2 separate regions of the Homo sapiens genome follow, and region 1 is linked to region 2. The links are chromatin loops, found by intact Hi-C in ENCODE. Cell type or tissue: endothelial cell of umbilical vein. All regions are shown on one strand. Each heading gives the region's core, and the rest is flanking DNA. Links, peaks and the distances in the headings are about the cores only. Region 1 holds the start of MIR2392 (microRNA 2392). Region 2 holds the start of LOC105370669 (a long non-coding RNA gene).

What was found. A loop is a pair of places that touch in the nucleus more often than their neighbours do. Peaks named below come from ENCODE experiments on the same cell type or tissue, not always from the same donor. Only the 100,000 strongest peaks of a DNase experiment are listed, where the experiment ranks them.
Region 1: it touches region 2 in a loop (2.7-fold over the local background); 6 of 110 quality-filtered maps call a loop at or near these places.

Annotation. Positions count from the first base shown.
Region 1 is chr14:100,807,673-100,822,401 of GRCh38, reverse strand. It overlaps MIR2392 (microRNA 2392), which reads right to left and starts at 7,911; the gene lies at 7,828-7,911. RefSeq lists enhancers at 6,741-7,241, 12,630-13,198. In endothelial cell of umbilical vein, for the core only: no CTCF peak of the experiment used is centred there; a DNase peak (open chromatin) is centred at 6,331; H3K27ac peaks cover 383 bases.
Region 2 is chr14:100,702,225-100,716,953 of GRCh38, reverse strand. It overlaps LOC105370669 (a long non-coding RNA gene), which reads right to left and starts at 7,887. Exons shown (of 2, transcript XR_944211.1): 1 at 7,817-7,887; 2 at 7,203-7,400. RefSeq lists enhancers at 1-548, 2,127-2,638, 2,639-3,150. In endothelial cell of umbilical vein, for the core only: a CTCF peak has its summit at 7,047 (motif pointing left); a DNase peak (open chromatin) is centred at 5,213.

The sequences.
Region 1 (14,729 bases), core at 2,481-10,480, 110 kb before region 2:
TGACAGCAGCTCTTCTAGAAAACACACCGACCCCAGCTCCCAGTGCCGGGAACACTCTGCTCCCCTTAAAACCAGAGTTCTGGGCACAGCCCCAACCTTGCATGGAAGAGTTTGCCAAATTGTAGATACTAAAAGACAAATAAAGTTCAACGCCTTTCACAGACGGCCAAGGATGAAGTTTAATTCCAGGTAGACTGCTGGGTTTCAAGGCAGCGCATCTGTATATTTGAGTTAGCTAGACTTCCAGCCATTCCCCGTTGACTAACAGTAACCCAAGAGTAAATGTTCAACCACAGAGTTGCCCTTTTCCTCATCAGCCTCTGGAGGAGCGTGGTATGTGGACAGGCAGGGGACATTGCTCTTTGGGACTACTTTTTATAATAACTAGTGCCAATGAAAAAGAGCTGGAGGGTAATGCCCCCAAATGGTACCATTAGTTGTGCTGGATGGATAGATTCTGAGTGAATTTTCTTCTTCCTTTCTACTTTTATGAATTCCTTTACTGGCATGTATTCCTCTTATAGTGTGTGTGTGTTTGTGTGTTTTAATGCTGCAGTCCAAAGCCAGGCACAGTGGCACATGCCTATAGTCGTAGCTACTCAGAAGGCTGAAGCGGGGAGGATCACTTGAGCCTAGGAGTTCAAGGCCAGCCTGGGTGACATAATAAGACCCCAACTGTTAAAAAAAAAAATTCGTTTTAATGTAACGGTACAAGAAAAGTGACCATTTTAGCCTCTTCTTTATTGACCTCAATTTAAAAATCTTTTCCTGTTAAGTAAATAAAAATCAAGAGACCCAGGATTCATGTCCTGCATAGCATAAGTCCCCATTCCTGGACAGAGGCATTCATGCATGAGTGATAGCTGTGGGGTGGGCACAGAGGTGGGTGCCAGTGGCAGTCACCTAGCTGCGCCCAATCTTTGGAAGGACTCTCCTGAACCTGCCACAGAGGTGAACAAATTCCAAGCTGGTAAAAGCAAAAAAAGTGCACTTCAATGATTTCATTCCTACTGGGGGGACCTAGAGAAATCCATTTCCGAGAAGACCAAGCAGGCCAAGAACGGGGTCTTGGTGAAGCAGACCACTGCCATGGGTTGGATTTTAGAAGTCACATCCTGACACTAGGAAAAGACAGCCACATTGCCCACCCCACCCCCACCCGGGGCCCCCTGGCTTTGGGTGTGGGCCAGCCCCAGATTCAAGCAAGGGGTTTTCTTGGCCCCACTCCATGGAAATATTTCCTTCGGTGGAGCAAAGAACTGCTCCATTCAACTGCCTGCGGCTAGGGAGGGGGTGGCTTTTGCTGTGTTGACAGAGAACTGCAGAGGCCTGGGGAGGGGCCCCAGAGGAGAAACTGTGTTCCAGGTAGAACAGGACTGGAAAGTTTGCTCTTTTTTTCTTTTTTTTTAACTAAAAGATTGCTGACAGTTGAAAAACTCCCACCCCACCCAAGAGGCTCCTAGAGGAGGCATTTGTACTAGGTTTCAACAAGGACTAGAAACTTCTTAAGTCTTAATGTCAAAGGGAAGGGGGCCGAGGCTGGGCACACTTTCAATTTAAACATTGAGGGTCTGGATGGTTCCAGAGCACACAGTTGGCCTCCCTGAGCCAAGCCTGGTGATACCTCTGTCTCAGAGCTAACCCAGAAGCCACCAGCTCCTGGGGGAGCCAAGGGTGCGTAGGAGACGCACTGTGATTAGGGGCCCGTGCACATAGAGGCAGCGGTCAGAGGTTCCAGAGGGCACACAATCTTCCCTCGTTGAGCTTAAGTTTGCTGATGTCCATGTCGCAGCCCACGCCCAGAGGAGGGTACCAGCAAAGGTAGGAATCTCCTTGAACTTTCTTCAAAAAGCCCAAATCCATGTGACTCTTGCTTCGTAGAGCTGCTCAGAAGCTCATGAGGGCTCGGGGGAAAGTGACAATCCCTGGGAGATAGGATGATGAGTTCCACCTACCACGGCAGTCTACCACCACTGCCACCGCTGCCTGCCACCGCTGCCTACCACCACTGCCTACCACCACTGCTGCCACCACTGCCACTGCTGCCACCACTGCCACTGCTGCCTACCACCACTGCCTGCCACCGCTGCCTACCACTGCTGCCTGGCACCGCTGCCTACCACCACTGCCTACCACTGCTGCCTTCCACCGCTGCCTGGCACCACTGCCTACCACCGCTGCCCTCCACTGCTGCCTGCCACCGCTGCCTACCACTGCCTGCCACCACTGCCACCGCTGCCTATCACCGCTGCCTGCCACCACTGCTGCCACCGCTGCCTGCCACCGCTGCCTGCCACTGCTGCCCTCCACTGCTGCCACCACTGCTGCCTACCACTGCCTGCCACCAATGCCACCGCTGCCTATCACCGCTGCCTGCCACCACTGCCTACCGCATCAGTCTACTACCGCTGCCTGCCACCGCTGCCTGCCACCGCTGCCTGCCACCGCTGTCTGACGCTGAAAGGAGATGAGAATCAAACAGAGGGCAGCACATGGCAGTGCAGGGTGAGTGCCACTCCATGCAGTGGCCTGTGCTGCCCAGAGTCTACCGAGCCACACGTTGTGCACCTGGCGGGATGGCTGACCACCCCATAAACACAATGTCACAAATGCTGATTGCAGCCTTTCTTTCAAACCATTGAGTGCAGCTTGCAGGGTGACCGGCAGTCTTGCCTGGTGATTGAAGGTTTGGGCCCCAACATCAGACTGCAGGTGCTAGTCCACTTGCTACCTGTGTGGTCTTGGGTTGGTTGCTTAACCTCTCTGAACCTCATTGTCATGATCTGTACAATGGGGACAAAATACCTTCTTCAGTTGAGAAGATTAAATTGGGGAAAAATGTGTGCTGTACTTATGGCAGGCCCTAGCCATATGACATGGAGTGAGGATGAAGAGACCTTCTTGTCTTCCATGTAGTTTGCATTTATTTTGTAAGAAGAAAAATTTTATTTTGTAATTTCGTAAAAGTTAACCTGGCTGGGCACAGTGGCTCATGCCTGTAATCCCAGCACTTTGGGAGGCTGACGCGGGCAGATCACTTGAGATTAGGAGTTCGAGACCAGCTTGGTCAATGTAGTGAAACCCCGTCTCTACTAAAAATACGAAAATTAGCCAGGCATGGTGGCAGGTGACTGTAGTCCCAGCTAATCGGGAGGCTGAGGCAGGAGAATCACTTGAACCCAGGAGGCAGAGGTTGCAGTGAACCGAGATGGTGCCACTGCACTCCAGCCTGGGTGGCAGAGCGAGACTTCATCTCAAAAATAAATAAATAAATAAATAAATAAATAAATAAATAAATAAACAAACAAATAAATAAATAAAGTTTGGCCGGGCACGGTGGCTCACGTCTGTAATCCCAGCACTTTAGGAGGCCAAAGCAGGCGGATCACCTCAGGTCAGGAGTTCCAAACCAGCCTGACCAACATGGAGAAACCCCGTCTCTAATAAAAATACAAAATTAGCCAGGCATGGTGGCACATGCCTGTAATCCCAGCTACTCTGGAGGCTGAGGCAGGAGAATCGCTTGAACCTGGGAGGCGGAGGTTGCAGTAAGCCGAGATCGTGCCATTGCACTCCAGCCTGGGCAACAAGAGTGAAACTCCATCTCAAAAAAAAAAAATTTAAATTTAAATAGTTAATCCAATATATCAGCTAGGTCCATGAGCAAAGGCCTGTGCCATGGGTGCCCTGCTGCCCTTCCCTTCCCACAGATGTGGGACAGTCTGGGACAGACTTGAATGCTTCCTCTGAAATGCCTTCCAAAACAGCTGCGCCCCTCTGTGGTTTTGGGGATGGGCTCTGCCAGTCCCCATAATCGGTCAGAGGGAAAAGAGAAACAAGCATCCCCACTCCCAGCCTTTTGGCTGAGCCTCACTGGCCATCAGCAGCCTAGGCTGGCCACCCTAACACAGCCACCTGGCCCCTTGCCCTCCCTCCTTGTGGCCAACAAGGGCTGGGTAGGGTGCTCTCTTCCTACTTAGGACTTCCTGTCTCAGAGTGTGGGATCTGAGATGTCATTTACAAGCTCAGTGGGAAAACAAATATTCCAGATAAAAATATTCCCATGACACTTGGCCTGCCCCTGCCGTCTTTCCTGTGGCTCTCTTGTTCCTGGTTGGGGTGGGGACTCTGCAGCCTGGCATGGGACATTTGGCAGTGAGGAGGCCATGAGGCAAGGTGGGTGAGAACACAGGCTCCCAACTCAGACAGCCTGGCTTGAATTCTGATACCACCACTTGACTTTGGCTGGGATCCTTTCACCTCTCCTCAATTTCTCCACCTGTAAAATAGGGATAATAGTACCTACCCCCACCCCCCCACCCCCGGGTGTTGAGAAGGTTAAATGAGACAGTAGGTGCTCAGTAACCCAAATGGCATCCTCCCTCCTCCTGCAGAGAGCCCCCGCTGCCCCAAGGAGAGCAGGCCTCACAGTGCCACCCACTCCACAAGAATGCAGAGCTCAGAACCTTTACATCGGGCTCCTGTTTGCAGGAACGGCTCCAGGCCTGGCTGACAAGGGCTGTGAGCCTCTCTGGCCTCCACCACCAGCCTTTCCTGGGAATCCCAGGCCGGGGTAGTGGAAGATTCTCAGAGCAGCCGAGGCGCCCTCCACACCAGCCCTGGTGTGCACTTTCTACAGCCATCATGCCAACACGTCCTGCAGCCTTCGCCCACCCAGAGTTCATTTCCTCCCATTTGGGGTAACTTCACCACCCCAGGTCACTGGACAGGACCGAAGGTCACCAAAGGTCATCCCGGAACACCGCAGGTCACCTTGGCTCTCAGTGCTTCATCCAGAAACCTGAGTCTACCCCCCATACCCGTCTACCGAGCCGCCAGGGCTTATGTTGTGCAAACGCTGCGCCCTCTGAGACAGGGGCTCAAATGTTCAACATACCCTTTAGGTGTTTGCGGAAAGGATGAGCTCAAAGACGCCTGCCTCTAGGTAAACGGAGCTGCCCTTGCACATGTGATGATAAGGAAAAGCAAACGAAGGCTGCCTTTGAACGGCCTTTTTGCTCCACCAGCTCCCAACCTAAAGCTGCCTTTGCAGTCGTGAACTGTGGGGGGATGGGGGCGTGGAGGTGGTGGGGGAAGGACAGTGGCCACTAGCACCCTGGCCCTTTGAGAAGGGTCCTGCCCACTTCGCCCTGCCAGGCCTCGGTTTCCCCCCTGCAAAAACAGGAAAGTTGATATTCATGCCACAGGCTTGCTCTGAATACAGACTAAAACAGACTATTTTCTTTTTATTTATCTTTTTTTGGGACGAGATCTCACTTTGTTGCCCAGGCTGGAGTACAGTGGTGCAATCATGGTTCATTGCAGCCTCAAACTCCTGGGCTCAAGCAATCTTCCTGCCTCGGCACCCCAAGTAGCTGGGACTACAGGCGCTTCCCACTACATCAAGTTTTTTTGTTTGTTCGTTTGTTTTTTAAGAGACAGAGTCTCTCTATGTTGCCCAGGCTGGTCTGGAACTCTCAGATTCAAGAGATCCTCCTACCTCAACCTCCCAAAGTGCTGAGGTTACAGGCATGAGCCACCACTCCTGGCGACAGACTATTTTCTAAAAGCCTCACACGTTACCCAACTAAATAGGGATGTTGAGGGTCAAGGTCCAGGGCTGGGGAGGTGGAACTCTGGAGTAGGGAGCACAGGGAACATAGGCAGGGAGGCCAGGCCAGGCACACTCAGAAGAGGCTGCTTCAAAATACACCAGCAGAGCATTTGCACCTTTAGCCTGAGTTCTGGCAACTTTAAAAGACAATTCCAGATTGTCTTACTTATCCATTCATTCATTCCATTCAGGAAGTACTTCCTGGGTGCCTAGGGCTGGCATTATTTTACATGCCAATGGCTAGGGATAAAATGACAAGTGATGGGTCAAGCTCCCTGCCTCACTGAGCTCAGAGCCAACAAGGGAGCTGAGCTGCACACCTACTGTGTTCAGGCTGCACTCTGCATGCCTCTGCTTAGATGTTAGATGGCTAGCTTGCTCAGCCCAGGCCCTGAGAGTGAGTGAACGCTCTCCCTGGGAAGATGAAATGAGAAGTAAGACGCTGTCATTTAACCACAAGAGAGAGCCCGTGGAGGTTTGGGATGCCCAGGAAGAGCTGGCACCTCTCACTTCGGTGGGAGCATCAGGAATCTGGGCCCATATCCCCTCCCGAGAGTCTGGCCTTATGTACATTTCCCAGAAATTCTCACTGTTTATACTGAGGGGCCTCCCCGGAGCAGAAGTCATTCAAATCCTGTTTTCAGCTGTAAGTCACTTCCTGCCTAGCTTAGGGCACAGGCATCTCAGAGCATTGAATGTATGGCCACGTGGCCACCCCAGAGATCCAAGCAAAACTGTCTGGTTGCCCAGCCTCAGCTGTTCCTGAAAGGCTTGAGTGTGCAATCCCGGTCCCCTGCTTTGGAGTTACACAAAGGGCCCTCCCGTAAGCCCTGAACAGCAGGCATGACTCAGGCCCAGACTTAGGGCTGGTTTCCACAGCCCATACCGGGGCCCTAATTTGGAGAAATCTGAGTGGACCTAGGCTGAAGATCCCCCCTGAGGAGGTCAGGAAGTGGCCAGGGGACCTTATATAAGCTGACCTCTCCCACCAGGCTGGGCAGGAGGCTAGGGTGAGTGTAGGGGCAGGAGGTAGAGGGAGGAAGATGAGGGGAGAAGGTGAACGGGCTAAGGTCTCCAGCGCTCCCTGGTGAGACCTCTCCAACTCCCGTTTCGGTAACCGCTTCTCTGGCAGGGGTTTCCGCAGGCCTGCCATCCTGACCAAAGGGGAAGAGCACGTCCACCTGGAATGGGAAGGCTCCCTCCTGCCCATCCCAGGGCCACAGAAATGTGGACCTGGAAGGGGTAAGAAGGCAGGCGCTAGCTCCATCTCCCACATCCCAATCATAGCATCTCAAATTATACATGTAGCATCATGGGGCTTGTTTAGAACATAAGGTAGTACTTCCTGGAGGGAAAGGCTTGAAATAAGCAACCCCAAATGAACAAGGCAAAGATGTAACAAGGGCCTGGAACCTGGCAGCCATGCTGACTCTGCGTGTGCCATGTCCTCCCTGGTGAGTGATTGGGCCAGGAGAAATGGGGGTCCTAGGCCTATGGGTCAGACACCCCAATGAGAAACTATTTTGGCTCCAAGGAGCCCCTAGCCACACAGCTCCAGAAACCTGGGAGACGCAGGGCAGCCCACGGTCACTCCGGCTTCATCCCAAGTCCTTGTGTATTCTGTGAATTGGGAGCCTGAAGGCACAAGAACCATGGGAGGGTATGCGTTTGACCAGAAGGTAGGAAGGAAGCAGCTTAGCCTACAACCCTTCTGGGGCACCTCCTGGGCCACCCTCTGCTTTACAGCTTAGACCTCTGGGGAAGGGGGTTGGGCACTCGGCGGAAATCATCACTCATTTGCATAGTGAAGTCTATGCCGTACCTAGGTCCCAAATCCAGGGGAAGGCAATGCACGGCAGAAACGGGGTTTGAATGACTTCTAGGAGCCCTTTGTGCCAAGTCGAGATGGCCTCATCCCCACAGCCCACATTCCTGGCAGGCTGGGTCAGGGATCCCTGGGCCAGAGATCTGAGATCAGCCTGGCCAGCAAGCCCCCAAGTAAAAGTTTATGCTGAACAGAGCACAGAAGCCGAGCTGTGTTCCCTTAGGTCAAGATTTTCACACTTGAACTCACGTTCCCTTTAAATAAAGTGGAAACTCCCCATCTCTGCCACTCTACACCAAGATTCAAATCCCCCCAGCATGACCGTGTGCTGAGGCTGTGTTTGCTTTAGGCCCTCACCCCGCTCAGGCTAGTTCAGTTTTGTGACTATCTAGCACCTCTCACCCCCATCCTACAGCCTGGGGTGGCTCGGGAGCCACCTGGTCTGAGGAATGGCTGGATTGGGAGGGACCATATCAAAATATTCCTGCGGGACTACTGTTAGTTCCTTAAGATACCATTAGAAGGCCACCCCATCCCACGAAGCTTCTCTCATCAACTTTACACTATGTCTGCAGTCTAACTAGGTGTGACTTCTCGGTTGGCATTCTGGCAATATGTACCCAGCATTTCAATGCACACGAGTCTCAGCCCAGACATTCACTCCTAGAAATTGTCCCTGCAGAAATACTTGCACAGCGCAAAGAGACACAGAGCGACAAGGACATCCGGCACAGCGTTATCAGTCTGCAAACTGAGTACAGCATTTAGCATGCACTTAGTATGTGCCAGGCAGGGTTTGAAGAGCTTTTTATCCTTATTAATAGCTCATTTAATCTTCACCCAAGAGGTAGGTCCTTGACCATGCCCGCTTTACAGATGAGGAAACTGAGGCACAGATCTACCCAGCAAGAAGCAGGCCTGGCATCTGCGCCAGGAGGCATCACCCTGCTGAACTGGATTCACAATCCTTCCATCCCCTTTGCCTGCTGGGAGGGCAGGGACACTGGAAAGTTCAGGATGTTGAACTGAGTTCTTGGCCACACGGATAACAGAGAACCCCAAAGGAAGCTGGGGTGTCATCTGCGCACAACCTCCCGATTGGAAAGTTAGCATTCTCCCTTCAGTTGTGAGAAGGCTCATAAGCCCCCCCCAAAACACACACACACACTTGTCCCAGGTTAGGGGCATCACCGTATCCTAGCCGCTCTCTGGTGTACACGGCTCAATGCAGAAATCACAGTTCGAGGTGACTCTCCGCAGAGGAGCTGGGTCTTGCAGCCTCTCAGTTTCCCTAACTCGGGAGAAAGTCTTGTGGCAGCTTCCATTCAAACTCTTCATCAAACACCCAGGGGGAGCATGCCATTCCAGACCCACTGCCACAGGAATCATGGTGGGACACCGCAAATCACAGCACAAAGATCATCAACATCAACCCCACAGTGAGGGCCACAGGGTGCCTGTGCACTACCAACCATGGGACCTCGGGGCCACGGGGCAGCAATAGTGAATCCTGCTGAGCCACAGGAGAGCAGACTGGCAGGCCCCGGTGCACCGGCCGTGGCCCACCGCTGGCTTGAAATCACTGATAGGTGGTAAAAATAAATTTTAAGAGGAGTCCCGAACTAGTAGCACGGGGAACCCTAAAGAGCCCTGCTCTCCACTGGATGGAGAGCTGACTCTTCCCAGGTCCCAGGAGGCAACACCGACTTTGCTGAGTCCCAAGCCTATCATGGGCTTTCCCACCCAGCCTGGGGCAAGAAGTGGAATACGCTTAGCCCAGGCAGTGGATGGAAGCAAACTCCCCCAAGGAAGGTGGTATTAGTCTCCCTGGCCATTCCCAGTTGGAGTTGATTTGTTCCTTTAAGAAGGGGAAGGATTCTCGAGCACTGGAGTTTTCAGGTCCCCTCCCAGTCTTGAAAGTTTACATCCCCAAGTCCCCTTTTCATTTGCTCAAAGAGTACATGTGGCTGGCAAGAAGTGCTCGAGAGGCTTCAGGCAGTCTTGGAGTGGATTCTGCAGGTGCCAAGCCTCCTCAAGACCCAGAGATCCTAAAGCCCAGTCTTCAGTCCTCAGAGTCAGAGGATAGAGATGGACAGGACTTCAGCCTCAGCCCTCCCGCAAAACAGAGTCATTTGCAAACTTTCAAGACTGGGAGGGGACCTGAAAACTCCAGTGCTCGAGAATCCTTCCCCTTCTTAAAGGAACAAATCAACTCCAACTGGGAATGGCCAGGGAGACTAATACCACCTTCCTTGGGGGAGTTTGCTTCCATCCATTGCCTGGGCTAAGCGTATTCCACTCCTTGCCCCAGGCTGGGTGGGAAAGCCCATGATAGGCTTGGGACTCAGCAAAGTCGGTGTTGCCTCCTGGGACCTGGGAAGAGCCAGCTCTCCATCCAGTGGAGAGCAGGGCTCTTTAGGGTTCCCTGTGCTACTAGTTCGGGACTCCTCTTAAAATTTATTTTTACTACCAAATCCTCCCCAACAGAGCTTCCATCCTCCACTTTTACAGATGCCTCAAGAGAGGTTTACAGAGGCCCAGAGACTTGCCCCAGCTCTGTATGGGAGCACTGAGATAGTGCCAATCTGGCCATCCAGGTCATTCTCCTCCTTCCACTGCCCCAAGGGAAGTGACCAGCTTGAGAAGGAGACATTAAGAGGACAAGTAGGCCCAGCACCGGGGCCCTGCCATGCCGGGTCCTGTAGCGTCATCTCTCTCCTGCCATCACTGGCAACAGATCAAATGTCAAAGGTCAAAAGGAAAAGGCTCCCTCAGGGCTAACCACTCAGATACTTCCTTTTCTTGCTTCAAACAGAGGACAAGATCCACCCTTTTTGACACAAACAAGATGACAAAGAGCTCAGGGAAGGTAGGGCAAGTCAAGGGCGGAGGAGAATTCTTCAAGCTATGACTTCTCCCCGAGAGAGACACCACTGTCCCAAAAACCTCATCCCACTGAGACAGTTGCTTCAGGGGCCACAGAACCAAGGGGTCCTCTGCCCAGTGAGCTCGGGTCTTCCCAGCCTCTTCTGTCTCCTGACAGCCTTGCTGCTCTCCCCTTTGGAAAAGCAAGATCCACAGTTCTGTCCAGTGGCGGGGAACAGGAATAACTCATTCTCCTCCTCAGACAACACACAGCTTGAGCCCCTGCACCTTTTGATCCAGGAAACAATCAATATGTATCTCATGGCGATGGAGCTGCTCCAGACAAAAGTGTGCATGTGCGTTATACGTGTGAGTGTGCGTGTGGCCATGGCGCGCTCTTGTGTGTTGGAATGAGAATGAGGCTGGGGCTGCAGTTTATGATAGCTCAGGGTTGCGCCTGCAGAAGTACCACACCCACCTAGTCCTCAATGATAGGACCCCCAGTCTCCACCACCTCTGCTCAAACAGCTCAGAGAGCGCAGAAGCGGACCTGGGCATGGGAGGTGCCGCCCTTCCCACTTCTGTCTCCACCATCCCCCACCATTGGCCTCCAGCAGGGATTCCTTGGGCTGAGTTCTGGCTAATTCATTGTAACCAAGAGCATTGGGGGAGGGTTGCCTAAGCATCAAGATTCCATTTCTCTTGAAATGTAGAGTTTCGGATGGGGGAGGTGCAGGACACAAGCCTGGAGCAATTTGGCAGCAGCTTTCCTCCAAATGGGCAAGCAGGAAGTTGCCTGAGGACCGTAGATAACCTGTGGTCTGAGAATCACCAAGACCCATGAAATCACAAACCATGGCGAATTGTGGTGAATCACAGTGAACTGCACTGCTGAGAACTGCATTTGGGCAAAAGAGGGCCGGGAAGCCTAAAGGGCGAGTCCATTGTGGCCAGTTACAGTACCACAGGATTACGGGTTTAGCGGACCGCGGGCAACTGGCGAACCACTCGCAATTGGCAAATCGCTGGCAATTAGCAAGCCATGGGCAACTGTGAGCCTCGGGCAACTGTAAGCCACGGGCAGCTGGTGAGCCACGGGCAGCTGGTGAGCCACAGGCAACTGGTGAGCCGCAGGCACCTGGTGAGTCGCGGGCAACTGGTGAGCCGCGGGCAACTGGTGAACCACAGGCAACTGGCAAGGCCCAGCCCAGTGAGCGAAGTCATTTCTCACAGATCCACAAACTCTTAGCAATTCCAGCCTGGGGTGTAAACAATGCCCCAGTTCCCAAGATGCCCAGCTGCCCACCCTCTACTTGGGGACGCGGAGGAGCTAGCAGTCTTGGGGTGAAGCTAAAGGTGTCAATCTCCTCAGAGACCCCAAAATTCAATAACTCAGACTCAGACCTAAAGCAGGTTTCATTCTCAGGGAAGATCAAGCCAGCTGCCAGGTGCATCTGCCGGCCTCCTCGGGTGAGAGTCATTTACATAACAAGCAGCGCCAGGTGGGGGTAGCCCCATCCCTGATGTTCAAGAGTGTTCAAGTTGGTTTTTTCCTTCTTTCTTTTCTTTTTTTTTCTTTATTTAGTCTTTTAAACTCTACCCTATCTTACTCTTCTTAAAAAACAGGGTGTTCAGGCCAAGGTGCGGTGGCTCACGCCTGTAATCCCAGCACTTTGGGAGGCCGAGGTGGGCGGATCACGAGGTCAGGAGATCGAGACCATCCTGGCTAACACGGTGAAACCCCGTCCCTACTAAAAATACAAAAAATTATCCAGGCATGGTGCCTGTAGTCCCAGCTACTCGGGAGGCTGAGGCAGGAGAATGGCATGAACCCAGGAGGTGGAGCTTGCAGTGAGCCGAGATCGTGCCACTGCACTGCAGCCTGGGCAACAGAGTGAGACTCCATTAAAAAAAAAAAAAACAGGGTGTCCCTAGGCAGGCTGTAAGGAACAGAATTTACAGAGTTCATCTTGGGGTGGCAGGGAGGATGGTTGTTGCTTTTCTTATCCTGCCTTATCCCACATGGGATGACCTCAGAGTGGACACAAGACATTAAGGAGCTACCCGAGCAGAGTTCACCTGGTTCACCTGTCCACCCCACACATGAAGAAAAGCTAGTGTAGTGTGGTCGCCCAAGCCCCAGCTGCAGATCAGGGATTTTGTGGTTCTGAAGGGGAATGGGTACCAAAATGCTTATACAATTCGTAGTGTTTTCAGTAACTATACCATGAAATTCATTCCATTTATTCAGTACAACAATGCTAGGAAATGGGTCTTCCGTTCTCCAGTTTTACAGAACACCAGACTGGCTGGCACCTCTCACTCACTGAGCAGGTCAGGGTTGCAAAAACCATCAAGGAAAAGAACTGGGGTCACAGGTGGGTTTTCGACGGGAGAACTGGGTCTTTGGGACCCTCAGAACGGTTTCCCTAAGCCAGGATGAAGGTCTGGGGCAATTCCTACTGCAGAATTTCAGCAAATACTCGAAAGGGTGCAAAAAGTTACCTGGGATTAGTGGTTGGCATTATTTCACACAGATACCCCGCAATGATAACCTGCGGATCTGAGAATCTCAGAGACGCATTAAGTTGCAAACCAGGGTGAAGTGTGGTGAATCACAGGGAATGATGGTGCAGGGAAGGGCCAGGAAGCCTAGCAGGTCAGGGCAGCTCAGATCCTTTGTAGCAAATTAAAGTGTATCAGAGAACCGCGGGCAAATGGCGAACCGCGGGCTACTGGCAAACCCAGTTCAGTGGTAGGACTATGTGCTCTCTTGTCCAAGGAGTAGTTAGCATCTTGGCATGAAGCTGCAGATGCCAAATCTCCTCAAATACCCCAAAATTCAATTCCTTGGCCCCCAGAGATGAAAAGAAGAGAGGACAGCAAGTCTCCCTCAGGGCGGAGGGGGCCAGGAGGGCGCTTTGCTAGCCCCAAAGCGGAGGCTTCAGGCAGAGAAAGACATTTGCAAAACAGTAAGAGGAGTGGGAAGCCTCATCTGAAATTCGGTGGGCTTTTTAGTATTCCTCTTCTTAAAGGAACATCCCCAGCAGGCTTTACAGAGCTGCTCAAAGGGTGAAATTTACCAAAGTCATCCCAGGGAAGGGTGGTTGTTGCTGTTCTAGTTCTCTCATCCCAGGTAGGAGAAGCACAGAGCGAACCCTGGACAGTTTGGTGTGGGTGAGGAAAGCCGTTCTGGTGACACCAGTCCCCTAGATCAGGGAACAGCCACACACCACTCCAAGGATCAGAGATGAATGAATGCCTGGCAATTCATGGTAAACTGAGGGCACAAACCACAGCCTGAGCCAGATGTGCTGGCTCACGCCTGTGATCCTAGCTACTCAAAAGGCTGACACAGAAGGATCCATTGAGGTCAGGAGTTCAAGGCCAGCCTGAGCAACAGTACAAGACCCCGTCTTGGGGGAAAAAAAAAAGCAGCAGCAAAACACAATCTGGCAGCAGTGGAGCAGGGAGAAAGAAGAACCCAGGGAATGTCATTGTACCCACCAGTTATGGTGTTCCAGACTGCGGGCCACTGGCGAACCATGCACCACTGGCGAACCACGCACCACTGGCGAACCACGCGCCACTGGCGAATCGTGGCAAGAGGAAAATAGCCTCTCACAGACCTGCAAAGTTTGTGATCCCCTATTTAGGATCTGGGGCATGAAATCCTCACTTCCTAATCACCTAGTAGCCAGTAGCCCAATCCAACTCCTGGGCTCAGCGCTGTTGGAGGTCTTGAGAACCCTGCAAATGTCAAATTACATCAAAAATGCGGAACTCGATTCTATAGTCCCTAGGGCCAAAAAAACAAAAGAGGAGTGTACTCTTCCCCAAGGAAGGAGTCCATTCTCATTCCACAGGGGTGCTTTGCCAGTTCCAGTGCTCAGGCCCCCAGCTGACAGAGCTATTTGTGAGACAGCAGGAGAGCAGAAGGTAATTCCTTGGGCTGTTGATCTTCTCCAACCCTGTGGGGCCTCTCTTCTTAAAGGAGCCAAGTGTCTCCAGACAGGCTCTCAGGGGTGGTTTGGGATTGAAATTTACCAAGTTCAAAGTGAGAGCAAGTACTAAGCATATTTATCTCGTTCTCGCCCGGGGCCTGAAGGGCAAAGCTCTTTGGGGTCGTGGAGGAACATTTCCCTAAGCATGGGCAAAGTCTTCCAGCAATCCCAAACCCCATCCCCAGCCAGTAAGCAAATGAATGAAACACAATGTAGCTTCTACGATATTGGCGCCAGCACTGTAAGGGGCACGGGGACCCTCCTGCAGTGAGCTGATGCAGAGAGTCAAGGCATATGGCAACTTGAGGTCACGGGGTACCAAAGCCCCTCCAGGCATGGGAACCAGGAGACCACAACACCGTTAATAGTGGTGGGAAGCAAGCGTGCCAGTGACCGGTGGGCCGAGCGAGCCTGGCACTCA
Region 2 (14,729 bases), core at 3,164-11,163:
ACTGCTCAGCCAGGAGGCTGCCAGTCTGGGGTGGGGGCTCCTTTCTCCTCCAGGGCCTCCCTCAGGCAGGCCTGCCAGGAGCCAGGGCTGCTGAGTGCCAGGTGTGGCCACAGCCACACGGCCTCCTGTGATGAGAGGAACCTTACTGGACCATGAAGGTGGGTAGCACCTCAGCCACTAGACAACAGAGATCCACACTCAGTGGGGGGTGACATCTGCAAGAGCTAAAAGTGGGCAGAAGAACCACTATAGGCCCCATGTCAGGATTTGGGTAAAGTCCTGGGTAATTTTGGGCAAAGCCTTTCCCATCTCTGGGCCTCAGTTTCCCCACTTAATCTTCCTTGACTCTGACTTCTTACCTGTGCCCAACACCTGGCTGCTGGGATGGGGCAGAGACATAGGCTTGTTGCTGTAATGGCCTTAGTGGGTGGGGTAGCCCTGGACCAGGTGGGAGAAAGACTGGGGGACAGTCTGCAGTCAGAAGACCATGATTTAGGGTGAGACCACGATGGTGGTGATGGAAGGGTGACCAGGAAGATGGTGAGTCGAGAGACTGAGGGAATGAAACCCTGCAATGCAACGGCAATGGGACTGGGAAAGAAGAATGCACAAAGCAAACAGAAGAAGAATGCACAAGGGAGACAGAAGAAGCTGCCCAGAGACAGGTGGGTGCAGAGGTTGGGGGATCTCCTCTCGGTCAACTGCCCCATTGTCCTCTCTTGGTCCTGCATTTCCAGCCCGTCACTGCACTGGCTCCTTCCTCAATGCCCATAAACACTCTGAAAACTCTTGTCTTTATAGAAACAGAGAGGAATCCCAGACTCCAAGAAAGAAAGAGTGAGGGAGTGGCCATGGGTCCAAAATGCCCACAGGGACATCAGTTAAGATAAAGATTGAGATTAGTCACTGGGGCCTTAGCGGGATGTCCCCAGGGCAAGTGGGAGGAGGAGTCACAGGCAGAGTGACAGGCCAGGGAGTGAGCAGGGGGCCTGGGTTGGAGGCAACAGGGAGAGGGGTCGTTCACTAGCAAAGGGCTTCAGGATGCAAAAGTGAGAGAGAGAGAGAGAGAGAGTGTGTGTGTGTGTGTGTGTGTATGATTGTGTGTATATGGGTGAGTGTGTCTGTGTATATGAGTGTGTGTGACAGTGTGTATGAGTGTGAGTGTGTGAGTGTGAGCATGTGCGTGTGTCTTCATTTAAATATAGGAGCAACTCTAGGGTGTTTACAGCCTGAGAGGCTGCAGATGCTGAGCGAGAGCATAATTGATTAATTGAATGAGGAGAACACAGTCTCCATCCTCTGTGGTTCCTGGTCTGCTAGGGAGACGAGGATTTGAACCGACACCTCCACTAATCTGTATGCATAAAATTGAGTTAGCTGCGCCCGTGTGGGTGAGGTGGCCTGCAGCCGTCTGGGACACAGCAGGTGCTCTGTGACTCTGCTTCCCCTTCCTGCACGTCAGCAAAGAGAAAGGCTCTGAGCAGCCCAGGCCGTAGGACGACACCACTGTCCTCACAGGAGGAGCACAGGCCTTAATTGTGCCTTTAAACTTTCAAAGTGATTTCACATTGATTTTATTTACTCCTCAGAACCCCAAATTCATCAGGCTCTGCCCTTAGTGGCCAGGGAGACACTCTGCGCTGTGCAGGGTGGAAGGAAGACTCCGAAGGCCCCAGCTTATGTCGGGTTCCCCTCTGTGCCCCAGCCATGCAGTAAGGGTCCAGGGAGTGTTTGTTGAGTCAGTATATGATGGATGGATGGAAGTGGTGCTGTAGGAAAGCTGTCTCTCTCATTGTTGTACATATGGGTAAACTGAGGCCCAGCAAAGGACTCTTACCCAGAGCTGTGCATGATAGCTGATCTTTGGAAGCCCTAATGCTTGTCGCAGTTCAGTTTTTGCCACTGTTCAAACATTGAGGGCCCCCACAAGAGTCACAGCAGCCCTCCCCCTGGCTCCTTCTGAGAAAGGCAGTGGCAGCTGGTGGCTGTGGGCTCTGTGGCCCACCCTTCCCTATGGACCTGTTGACTCTAGAGTCTTCTTGGAGATCCGGGCACAGCAGGTCTGCAGGGCGCATTTCCAGGCAGGGTACCGAAGGCTCCTCCCACAGGGCTCCCCGACTCCACCACCCTCCTCACAACGGTAGCATGAAGGACAAGGACGGCACCTCCCTGCCTCCAAGGCCTAGGCGACCTTTCTGTGACTCACCTGAAATGCCATCTCCCCTGTCCACCAATGGCGAGCCCACCCCATGCCGAGTGCCACCTCCTCCTGGAGGGCTTCCCTGAACACCCCTGCCAGGCAGAGCCGTCCACCACGATCCTTGCTGCTGTCAGGCCCCAAGGGCTTCTGAGGCTGGTGGCTGGGTGATTGGGTGTGGCTAACCACACACGCTTCCCAGGGACTGGAAGCTCCTGGAGGGGTGGAGTGGAGTGAGGAGGGGCCCCACCTCCACCCTGCCAGGCCTTTTCAATACCCAGGGGTGTGAGACCTGGTCACGCGCTGGTGCTCGGCACAGGCTGAGCAGTGCTGGCACAGCTGCAAGGGGCCACCCTGTCTCCCTCCACATGGCTGACGGGTTGTCTGCCAGCTGGGCCACCGACAGGACGTGGGCAGGGATTCCCTGGGGAGGAGCCACCACGGCTTCCTCGTGGTTCAGGGCGCCTGTTTCGGCGGCTCCGATGGCCTGCATGTCCCTGTTGCCAGTATTTTTAACTTGGCCCAGCTTTTAATAAACCCTTCATGAGTGGAGAGCAGTAAACAATGATTTGAAGACTTGACTAATTAAAACACCACTCTGTGGTTGCAGAGGGAAGCCGGCTCCATCCCGAGGGAGGGCCCTTCCCCCGGGGGTCACTAGCAGGCTCCACGCTGCAAGCCAAGCGCAGCAACGCATCCAGACCTGGAAACGAGGGAATCCATGATGCAGCATGGAGGAGCTGCAGCAGGGACCCCACACGCACCTCCCCGGAGCCTGGCCCCATCCCAGACCCTGCCACCTCCTCCAGGAAGTCCCCCTCACAGATGTGCAGCACTGTGCTCCTTGTGGTGCCTGGGAGCAGGCCAGGGTCCTTTCCTGCCCACCCCCAGGGACAGCTGCTCAGCCTGGATCTCCACCTGTCCCTTGCTCCGTCCTCTCTCTCCTGCTTCCACATGCCCAGCTCCACTTTCTCTCTCTCCTGCTCCTGTACCGAGGGCACTGCGGCCATTCATCCGGGGCCCTGGGAGGGGTCAGCAGGCTCTCCCTCTGCATCTCCCTCCGTCTCCCCATCAGTGCTGTCTTTACTCCATGATCTTGGTCCCCCTTCGGAGCCCCAGCATGAACCTCTCCATCGGCTCCTCATCCGGGAGAAGGTCGTGAGAAAATCATGCCCCAGGCCTGCCTTCTGCCCTCACTTCTCCGCAACCCCCCAGGCTCCATCCAGCCCCTCCTGGACCTGCACTGTTCCTCCTGCCTCTGCCCTGGGAGGGTCCCTGGAGGCGGCTGGGTGCTCCCGAGGATGAGTGCTCCTCTCCTCAGCAGGAGTCTGTGGGGGAGGAGCTGCAGAGTATTCCACAGGGCAAGCAGTAGATGCTTAATAAATATCAGAGAGACTCCACACACACACACACACACACACACACACACACACAGGAGGGGAGGTGGGCAGACCTCCTTGGACAGGGTTGGGTTTTGCCAGAAACCAGAGGAGATGATTATCCTTTACATGTGACCTCAGAGATCCCCCAACCCTAAAAATACCTACTCCCTGTCCCACCGACCCCCATGCCAAGCCTCAGTCCAAGTCAGCGGTGGGAAACCCAGTACCCAGTCCTGCCCACGCCACCTGGCTGGTGCCTTTGATTGAAGGGGTGTCTTGAACTTCTCCCGACTGCGGTGAGCACATTTGTAAGATGGGGTTAAGGACTCTTGCCCTGAGAAGAACCCCCTCAGAGCTCTGGCATGGCCGTGGTGAGCTGGGGCTGGAAGGAGAGCCTGGGAGCAGAGCAGCGACACCTCGGTTATCACCATTTGTCCCAGTCGTGGTTATTACAAGAATTAAGAACGTTCCCGCTGGCCTTTAAGGTCATCAAGCCTCTCTCAAGGGTGGAGGTGCCTCCCTGCTGGGTGGCCCTGGGGACCCAGACCACCTACTTGGGGGTGGCCAGGCGATGAGTGGCCAGTTGGACCACCTGTGGCTATCCGGAGCCCCTCCCCCTCCACCCAATTGTCCTGAGGCCTGCACGGTTCTACCTGTGATAGGGAACACTGCCTCGAAGCAAGCCCTTGGCGGCATTCCCAGGTTCCACCTCTGCCTGCCTCCTCCCCAGCCCTCCTGGCTTGTCAAGACAGAAGCTGGCAGGAGGGGTTTGCAAACATGAATCATGGCATTTATTCCTATGGTCTCTGGCCCCGACTTTGTAAAAACACCTGCAGGTGACTCTTCCTCCAGAAAAGGGAGGCCGCTGGTTTTTTCTTCCCCCAGCTTTGCCGGGAAAGAGGCAACAGGGAGTGCTGGAGGGCGGACCGTGTCATCGAGACAGGCACATTTTTCGGGGTGTGTAGTTACCAACTAATTAGCAAGTCTGGAGACCACGACTGCGGAACAAGTGACACGAGGGCCCTGGAGGGCCCAGATGCTGTTGCCTACCGGCACATTGCCTCTGTGGCCCTGAGGCAGGGGACGAAGTCTGGGGACAGCCCACCGGGAACCCATGGGCCAGCGGGGAGCAGGCCTGTGGGACACCCAGATGCTCCGGCCCACTGCTGGGGACATCACTGCACCTCCCTCCCGCCCAGGCCTCGGTTTCCCCCTCTGGCTCTGGAGGTGATTATCACAAACCTAAAGGCGGCCTGGATCCTGGTGCCTGCTCCCCTCCCACAACCCAGTTCTAACACCTGGGTCACATATGCCCACTCCCTGTCTGCCCAAGCCAAGCGTCCTGCAGTGAGGACCTCCGTCCCCTCTCCATGTGCTCTCTCAGTCTCAGAGCCCTCCTGCCTCTGGGGCTGATCACTTCCCAATTTCCCACTCCCCTCTAGGCCTCGAGGCCTCAGTTCCTATTGTTCCCTCTACCCAAGGAGCTTCCTCAGCCCTGTCACTTGTCAAAACACAAGCCTGTCCTCCAGGGCCGTCTGGGTACCGAGAGGTCCAGGCCACCTCTTTCTCCTCAGGAAGGCAGAGGCCCCTTGGCACGCTCACAGGAAGAGCGGCAGCTCAAGGCCGGAACACGATTACCAAACCCGAGACTTCTCCCTGGGGCCCCAGCCGGCCTGGGACCTTGAGGACAGATTTCAGGCAGGCATGCCTTCCTTCAGTACTGCCCCTGGGGAGCGAGCAGGCTTCTTGCTGCTGGAGGAAGCTGGGATTTAGTGAAAGGAGGCTAATGTGGAAGAGCAGACGGACAGATGGCCTGTGGGCCCAGGGCACACTGCCTACGCCTCTCTGAGCTTCGGAGTGGTGCCTGTAGCATGGGAATTATATAGGACCAGCTTCCTAGGTCCACCAGGCCCTAGTAAGTGCCCGGTGGAAGCTAGCAGGCACAGGAGGAAGGACGGGACAGCACATCTGACCAAAAGCCCCAGGTCCAAGCACAGCTGCCCAGAGCCGGACAGAGCCCAGGCAGGTCCCAGGGGGCCTCTCCTTCCAGCCGAGCTGCAGGAGTGCTAAGGCGAACCAGGCAGGGCCTGAGAGCCCTTGGAAGGCTTCCCAGTGGAGGTGACCTTGGGGATGGGCCTTGAAGGGTACACATGAGTTTGCCAAATGCAGGGGAGGGGGAGGCCTTCCCGGCAGTAGGACAAGCTTGAGCCAGGGAAGGTTAGGGCGCCAGTGTGCCTGGCTATTCTGGGAGACGAGTCCAAGGCCCGGCAGAGTGAGGGGAGCAGCTGTCCCTGAGGAGGCCGAAGGTCGGCAGGGCTGCCCAGCTGGGGTCCTGAATGCCAGGCCGCTGGGCAATGTCTTTGGGGAGCCTCAGACAGGCTCTGAGAAGACGAAAGACAAGGTCAGAGCTTTAAAAAGCTGCAGTGCGGTCACTCTGGCGGCCACGACAGAAGCAAGAACACAAGACAGTGACGACCACACAGAGGTCATGGCTAGGCCAAGTGGAGCAGCAAGGAAGGCAGAAATGGGGGGCTGGGGACGTGGAGGAGGGGCAGGAGGAAGAAAGCCATGAGGAGAAGCCAGGAGGAGAAGCTCCCCAAAGCCTCACTCCCCTAGGCTCTTGTATAAAACAGGGAAAATTACGCTTGGAATATCTCCTACATCGTGAGGTTAACAAAAAGGAGTTGCAGAACAGTGTGTGTAAAACGAACTCATGTATGTAAAGTGAAAAAGAATATATACAAGATCCCCTTTCCTATTGATCTGTTTGCACATGCCTAGACGCTTCCGGGGATCACAGGAGAAACTGACTGGCGCTGGGCTTTGGGAGTGGCTGGGGAACCCCAACGGGAGGACTACCTGCTTTGCACTTCAAAAGAGAGGGCCATCTATTTTATAATTGAAACCACTTTTAACATAAAAAGAAACTGGCGGGGGCGCAGCGGTTCACGCATGTAATCCCAGCACTTTGGGAGGCCGAGGCAGGTGGATCCCCTGAGGTCAGGAGTTTGAGACCAGCCTGGCCAACATGAGGAAACCCCGTCTCTACTAAAAACCCAAAAATTATCCACACATGGTGGCCGGCACCTGTAATCCCAGCTACTTGGGATATTGAGGCAGGAGAATCGCTTGAACCCGGGAGGCGGAGGTTGCAGTGAGTTAAGATTGCACCACTGCACTCCAACCTGGGTGAAAGAGAGAGACTCCATCTCAAAAATAAATAAATTAATTAATTAAAATAAAATAAAATAAATTATAAAACGAACCGAAACAGGCAAACGGTTAGAGAAGGCCAGCATTTGTCTCAGGGGAAAGCACAGCCAGAGGGGATCGGGGAGGCTTCGCGGGGCTGGAAGGTTCCAGAAGGCTTGACTTTCCCCACCTGGTGGTCTACCCGGCCCGCAGTCCCAGCCCCATGTCCCCCCCACCCAGGGGCAGGACTCCCGCCCTGCGCGGCCCCAGCTCCCGCTCTCCGTGGCGAGCCCGCCGCGCCCCCTGCCGGCGCGCGTTGGGGAGGAGGGGCGGGACGCAGAGGCTGCGGCTGGGCTCCCGGGCAGGCGCCGGGCTTTCTCCCTGGGTTGTGTATGTTTCTTAAAAGAATGATACGTGTGGCAAAAAAAAGATAAGAGGGGAGCCATTATTAATGAGAACAGGTGAGGGGAGGATATTCATGATCGTTTCGAGCCTAATGAAGCCTGCCGAAGGTTCCCTCCGGAATGATGGATTCCGCGGGGCCGGGGCGCTCCCATCACTCTTGTCCTCGGAGCCGACTGTTCTCCCGGCTGCCTCCGCACAGCCCGCTCCGGAGGACAGGAGCGAGGCTGATAACAAATTTTGGGAACATAGAATTTCACACCTCATCGCACAGGCATTAAGACGACAATACAGCGGATGACTTCCTCCCGCTGGCCCGCCCCCTCAGCAAGGAAGGCCAGGCCAGGGGAGGCCTGGGGGCCGGCGGGGCCCCAGGGAGGAGGGTTGGGCTGGGGGGGCGCCCAGGGCTCGCAGAGCCCCTCAATTGTCCTCAGGCCCGGCAAGTGGAGGCGGGAGCGGTGACAGGGACAACGGGGATCTCTGTCCCACCCATCACTGGGATCGCAATTGCGTGGAGAGGGAAGGCCCCAGAGCCCACGGAGCCGCTCTCCCCGTCCAGGCCCCCGTGAGGCCCACTGCAGCCTAGCTCCTGCTCCTGACGTCGGTTCCCAGCAAGTTCAGCCAGGTGGCTGGCTGTTCTCACCCCTCCCGGGAGCTGCACAGACAGCTGCGTTAGACAGAACGCAGGCCACAGGGCCGGGCAGTGAAACTTCCCATCACCCGAGGCCGAGCCGGCCAAACGGCTCCCCTGGCGTCATAACGGCCAAGGCCGGGCCACCCTGGCTGGAGGGCGCACGGGAGGGGCGCAACGTGACGTTTGGGAGTACAGAGCCAGGGAGAGGGGGCCAAGTCAGGGGCCGCCGCACAGTATAGGACGTGAGGAAGGAGGAGCCCGCTGCCCCGCTCCCCTACCTCAGCGTCGGGTCTACCCTGCCCACCTTCACCATGTCACAGCAAGATGCGCCCCCTTTGGCCCAGCCCCCAGGTGACACACGGCCCGGAACTTTGACCCGCCTTGTGCAAATGTGAGCCTATTACCAGCACTGCCCTTGTTCCCAACATTTGGGGCACAGAGGGGTCCTTTTCTGTCCCCAGAGCCATCTTGAGTAGAATGAGGAGAAGAGGCGTTTCCAGGCCCTCCTGGCCCAGTTGCTCGCTGGCCCTCAGCTGCCAGGAAGGCGGACATTTGAGAAGGAGCAGGGAGGGTGTGGGGCAGGAGAGGGGTGGTGTCCCAGCCAAGGGCAGCAGGAGCCACCCAGAGGCCTTGGCCGGTAACTGACGCCAGCCCTCACCTGGAGGGCCAGGTGAGGCCAACTCTGCCCCTCCCACCTCCTGTCTATGCCCAGCAGGTCCATGGCCGTCAGAGGAAGCCCAGGGTGGTATCGCATTCGCTTCCCCTGGCTGCCCATCTGAACCCAAAGCCCCTTGAGGGCGGTGAGCAACGCCTGCTGGCTAAGGGGTGCCCCTGAGCAGGGGGTGAAGACACCCCGCCAAGCTGCTGGTCTTTCAAGTGGGATTTTAAGGCCGGGTAGAATTTTTAAAAATGAAAGGTAAATGGAGTTGTTTTTCTTTCTGAAAACAATAGATGTTATTTAAAGAAAATGTAGGGGAGGCTGAAAAATCCAAATAATAAATCATCCATCGTTCCTCTGCATAGGAAACATTGACATGGAGGTATTTCCTTCCAGTCTTTTTTCTGTTCATTTCCCTTCAGTTTTGTTTTACATGCCAGAGATCATGCTGTCTCTGTGATCTTGTTTCTTGTTGGTTCTTATACAGGAGACATTCCCTATGTTTATCTAAATTCAGAAGAGACAAAGTATAAATGGCTGCATAACAGTTCGTGGAGTGGTTGGTACCACAGCTGGCTGCTAATCTTTTACTTGGGATATTTAGGATTTAAAATTTTACTTTTGATTAGGAGAAGCAGGTCTGTCATGGTGTCATTGTTGTCTAACGATTTTCCCTTATTTCAGGTTAATCGCTTTTCAACAGTTTTTTTTTGAGACGGCGTCTCGCTGTGTCGCCCATGCTAGAGTGCAGCGGCACAATCTCGGCTCACTGCAAGCTCCGCCTCCCGGGTTCATACCATCCTCCTGCCTCAGCCTCCTGAGTAGCTAGGACTACAGGCGCCCACCACCACGCCTGGCTAATTTTTTGTATTTTTAGTAGAGACTGGGTTTCACTGTGTTAGCCAGGATGGTCTCGATCTCCTGACCTTGTGATCCGCCCGCCTCGGCCTCCCAAAGTGCTGGGACTACAGGCGTGAGCCACTGCACCTGGCCCTTCAACAGTTTTTTAAAAGTAGAATCTCTGTTTCTAAGATAATAGAAATCTTACAACAGAAAAAAGGGATTTTGTTTGTTAAACATAAGTAATATGTATTTATTTTAGAAAACTTAGAGACAAGTATAAAGAGAAAAACACAAGTTGCCAATAAACTCATGAATATGGGTATATTTATGATCCAGATGTGAGTGTATAAGAGTCAGTGTCTGTGTGTGTGTGTCAGTGAGTGTGTATGAGGGTGTGTGTCAGTGTGTCAGTGTGTCAGTGTGTGTATGAGAGTGTGCGTGTGTCAGTGACTGTGTGTATGAGTGTGAGTGTATGTCATTGTGCGAGTGTGTACATGAGGGTGTGAGTGTGTGTGTCAGTGACTGTGTCTGAGGTTATGTGTGACAGTGACTGACTGTATGAGGGTGTGTGTCATTGTGTGTGTGAGGGTGTGAATGTGTGTGTCAGTGTGTGAGGGTGTGAGAGTGTAGGTGTGTCAGTGTGTGTGTCAGTGAGTGTGTGAGGGTGTGAGAGTGTAGGTGTGTCGGTGTGTGTGTCAGTGAGTGTGTGAGGGTGTGAGAGTGCGTGTGTGTGAGGGTGTGAGTGTGTGTCAGTGTGTGAGGGTGTGAGAGAGTGTGTGTCCGTGTGTGTATCAGTGTGTGCACACACGCATCTATGGAGACAGGAAACTGTCTCAAGCTTCATTCGCCAACATTTCTTAAGTGCTCCCCGGGACCCAGCCGCCCTCTGTGTGCCCGAAAGTCGACCCTGCCCTCTTTTACTTCTGGCCCGGAAGCAGCTCTCCTTCCCCAAGCCTGACAGTGCCTCGTGGTTTGGAGGTGGGGGGACACGCCGACTGCAGCCGTGAGAGCTGCTGTTGCCCCCAAAGCTGGAGGTCACCTGGGCCCCGGTCCCTACTGACACTGTGTCTCCACACCCTGCTCCCCCAAGCCCCATCACCTTCACAGGCCCAGGAGGAGAGCATCCCCCTCAGTGCATCCGTGGCTCAGGCCAGAAACCCTGGAGGCCTCCGGAGCACTCTCCTTCTCCCGCAGGACTTGCTGATTTTATCTTCAAAACGTGTTTGGAATCCCACCACTTTGTCTCTCCATGCCACCACCCTCGAGGCCCACAGCTGCTCTAGCCTGGATCGTGGCGACCATCTCGCAGCTGGCCGCCCTGCTTCTCCTGTGCAGGGCAAGCCTTTCCAAGCCAGGCCACCTCACGCCTCACCATGGGGCCTTTGCCATGGAGCCTCCCTCTTCCTTATCTTGCCCCCGAGCCCCTGGCTGTTGCCTGACGCCCCTTCTCTCGTCGCTCACTCTCTGGTGCCTCCCTAGTAGCCACACTGGCCCCCTTGCTGCAGCCCCGAGCCCGGTGCACAGCCTGCTCAGTCCTCTAGCCCCCTTGCTGCTGGCCCGAGCCCGGTGCACAGCCTGCTCAGTCCTCTGGCCCCCTTGCTGCAGCCCCGAGCCCGGTGTACAGCCTGCTCAGTCCTCTGGCCCCCTTGCTGCAGCCCCGAGCCCAGTGCACAGCCTGCTCAGTCCTCTGGCCCCCTTGCTGCAGCCCCGAGCCCGGTGCACAGCCTGCTCAGTCCTCTGGCCCCCTTGCTGCAGCCCCGAGCCCGGTGCACAGCCTGCTCAGTCCTCTCCAGTGGCCCGGGGCTCACTCCTTCACCTCCTTCAGGTCTTGGTCAAATTCACCTTCTCAGCGAGGTCTTCTACTGCCCTCCCCTCCCGCCAGCCCATCCCTGTATCCCTATCCCCATTCCCGCTTTATTTTTCTTCAAGCACTTGTAGCTTATAAAATGATTTAGGGATTTATTTATTAATAGCACTTGACCGCTAATAAAGCCTCTGCACTAGTCGATGCCCGTAACCCTCTATTAGCGGGCATAGCAGTGGGTTGTCCTCACTTCCCAGGAAGGAGGGAGGGATCCGGCTCGGACTGGGTGCCCGCCATGTGCCAGGTCCTCTCTTGGTCCCCATTTTGTTTGGTTTGGCTTTGTTTTAAAACAGTCTCGCTCTGTCACCTAGGCTGGAGTGCAGTGGCATGACGAAGGCTCACTGCAGCCTCAACTTCCTGGGCTTGAGTGACCCCCAAGCCTCAGGCTCTGGAGGAGCTGGGACCACAGGCAAGCACCACCACGCCCACTAAGGTTTTCGTTTTTTGTAGAGATGGGGTCTCTCTTTGTTGTCCAAGCTGGTCCATTTTGTATAAGAAGAAAGAGATTCTGTCACTGAGTCTGTTTCCCAGAGACTCTGTAGTAGCTGGGGGCATTCCAGAAGGCCAGGGTAGCCACACCCCAATCAGCCCTGCGAATGCTATTTCAAAACCTCCTCCTTCCCTACCCTGGTATAGGTGCCAGGAACTGTGTGGGCATCTGAGAGCCAGGGACTGGCAGGAAACTGTTATGTACCTCCAGCTCCCTGAGGTCCCCACCTCGCCTTTTTAAACAGACTCGACCCAACCGTGTGGCTTCACCCTGTGGTGAGGAAAGCCCTGCCACGGACATTGGCCCGGACCCCTGAAATCCATCCAGACCAAGTACCTCCATCACCACACCCAGCCAGCCCTCTGCATCTCCAGTCCACTTTGGAATTTTTAGCTCCTCAGCCGGGTCAGTGCTCACGTGGGTTGGATTCACTCACTTGGACCAAGACTGGCTCTGCCTCTAGTTGGCACCACCTGCCCTCCACCTGTCTCACATCTGGGCTCCAGGGTGGACATGTGCTCGCCACTCCTGCTCCCATTGTCCCTTGGACCAGCTCAGGTGGCTCAATACCCACCAGATGCCATCAGAAGAGGGTGACTGGAGGGGGCACCCACATGGGACAGGAGCCGCAATGTCAGGGCCCCCACTGGGATTCACAGTGCCCACTCCACATCCTGTCCCTTCTCTCTGGTGAGGTCTGGCTCTGGAAAACTGTTGAGGGTCCTACTTCTCCTCTTGGTGAGCCACACAGAATCCTTTCCGCCCTTTGTCAACCCAGCACCAGACTCACACCCTCGATGTTGACAGTGGCTGCCACCTCCACCAGCAGCAGTGAACATTTATTGCACACCTGAACCTTGCGCCAGGCACTGTGCTGTGGACTGTACCTGTATTACCATATTTTATCTCACAACCACTCCACCTTATAGACTCGTCCCCATTTGTCCAAAGGCAAAAGGCTCAGAGGGGTTAAGGACTTTGCCCAAGGGTACGCAGGCTAGTCCAGTGGGGAGCCCAGACTAAAACCCACAGCTGCAGGGGAGTTATTCCTGCATCGACATCTCCCTTTCAAGTCATGCTGCCAGGAGAAAGACAGCCGATTCTCACCACACACCCACCCGCCTAAGAGGTCAGGTGGCCTGTGGTCTTCAGGAGCTGGCATCCACCCCTCCACAGCCTTAGTCGCCTGTTCCTCCATCCTGGTCTGCCCTGTCCTCTTTGTGCAGTGGTGACACTGATAGAAATCAACCCAGAAGTAAGCAAACAGGTTCCCCGAGTTCAGGAACCGAGCTGGGGAGGGCCGGGAGCTGGGCTGGGTCTGGAGATCCAGGATTCAGATCACGGGTACTGCTGCCTCAGTCTTGGCCTCTAAGCCCAGACTCCTCATCCATAAACTGGGCAGCGTACTGCCTTCTGTGCCCAGCTGTCGAGAGACGCAGGCAAGGAGGGTTCTGGGAAGGAGCATAGACTGTGCAGGCCCCACCCTTGAGGGAGACTCAAGAGTATTCGAGACCAGATCCCTTATTCGGGCACTACTGAAGTCCAGCCATGGTCAACACGGGCCGAAACAGACAGACAGACGGCCTTTATCAACCCCTCCCCGACACCTGGTCCTGCTACTGACCAGCCCCAGGAGACAAGGCTGCAGATGGACAGGCTGAGACTGCAGGCCTTGTTCCAGGTAGACACGCACAGCTCCGAACGGCTGCCCCGTCTGGCCTCAACAGCAGCCCTCCTTGTTTGGGGCCTTGGCGGGTGCGGGGGGCTGTGTTGATCTTGGAGGGCTCACAGGCCCTCGTGGTGTTCCCAGAGAGGTGTTCTGTGGCTGCTTTATGGAAATAATTTTATGGTCCGTGTAGGTGCTGGGCCACTCCCATCCTGCTGATATTTCCAGGCTAAAACTACCGTGGTCACACTCCATGGTGAGGAGTGCTGGGGCCCAGCAAACAGGACCAGTCTCGAGCAGAGCCTCAGGTGCCGGATACATGACTTTGTTTTTCTACAACTCAGCTCCTCTAAGGACCGTCCTGGGGGTGGCAAGAGCTGACTCTTGGTCCCCTGTCCTCACTCCCTACACTCCTCTTCCCGGCATTGGGCTAGCACAGCAGGCAGCTGCTGGGGGCAACAGGCTCTTGGTGTTATCTCAGAGACCCAGGGTACCCGTGCCCTCCTCACCCACCCATAGCACTCCTTCCACCTCAGCACAGGAGCTCACAAGCCTATTTTGAAACTAAACCATCAAGAATTAACTTCTAAACAGTATGGAGGCTCCTCAAAAAGTTAAACACCAAATTGCTATATGATCCAGCAATTCCGCTGCTGAGTATGCAGTCAGAAGAACGGGAAGCAGGGTCTCCAGTGGATACTTGTACACCTTTCACAACGTAGACATTCAATGCAGCATAATTCATGAAAACCAAAAGGTGGAAACCACCCAAATGTCCATCGATGGATGAATGGGTTAACAAAATGTGGTGTGTGCACACAGTGAAGTATTACTCAGCCTGGAAAAGGAAGGACATTCTGACACATGCTGCAAATGGATGAACCTCGGAGATCTTATGCTCAGTGACATCAGCCAGACACAAAAGGACAAATACCGTATGAGTATACGAGGTTCCCAGAGTAGTCAAACTCGTAGACAGAAAGTAGAAGTGGTAGTTGCCAGGGGCTGGAGAGAGGGGAGATGAGGGAGCTGTTGTTTAATGGGCACAGAGTTGCTGTTTAGGATGATGAAAACATTCTGGAAATAGATAATGGTGGTTTTACAACAATGTCAGTGTACTTAGTGCCACTATAAAATGGTTACAATCATCAATTTTATGTTATATAAAGTTTACAATTTTTTAAATCACCAAAAAAAAAGAAAGAATTAACTTCTTTGTTTACCCTTTTCTGCTGTATCTTCCTGTGTCCAAAGCATGAAGGTAGATGTTCCCAGGAAACTGGTGCTCAATCGAGGTGATTTTTGTCCCCCTCCAGGGGACATTTAGCAATGCCTGGGGGCATTTCTGGTTGTTTCAATCGGAATTGAGAAAGGGTCGCTGGAGCCCAGTGGATAGAGACC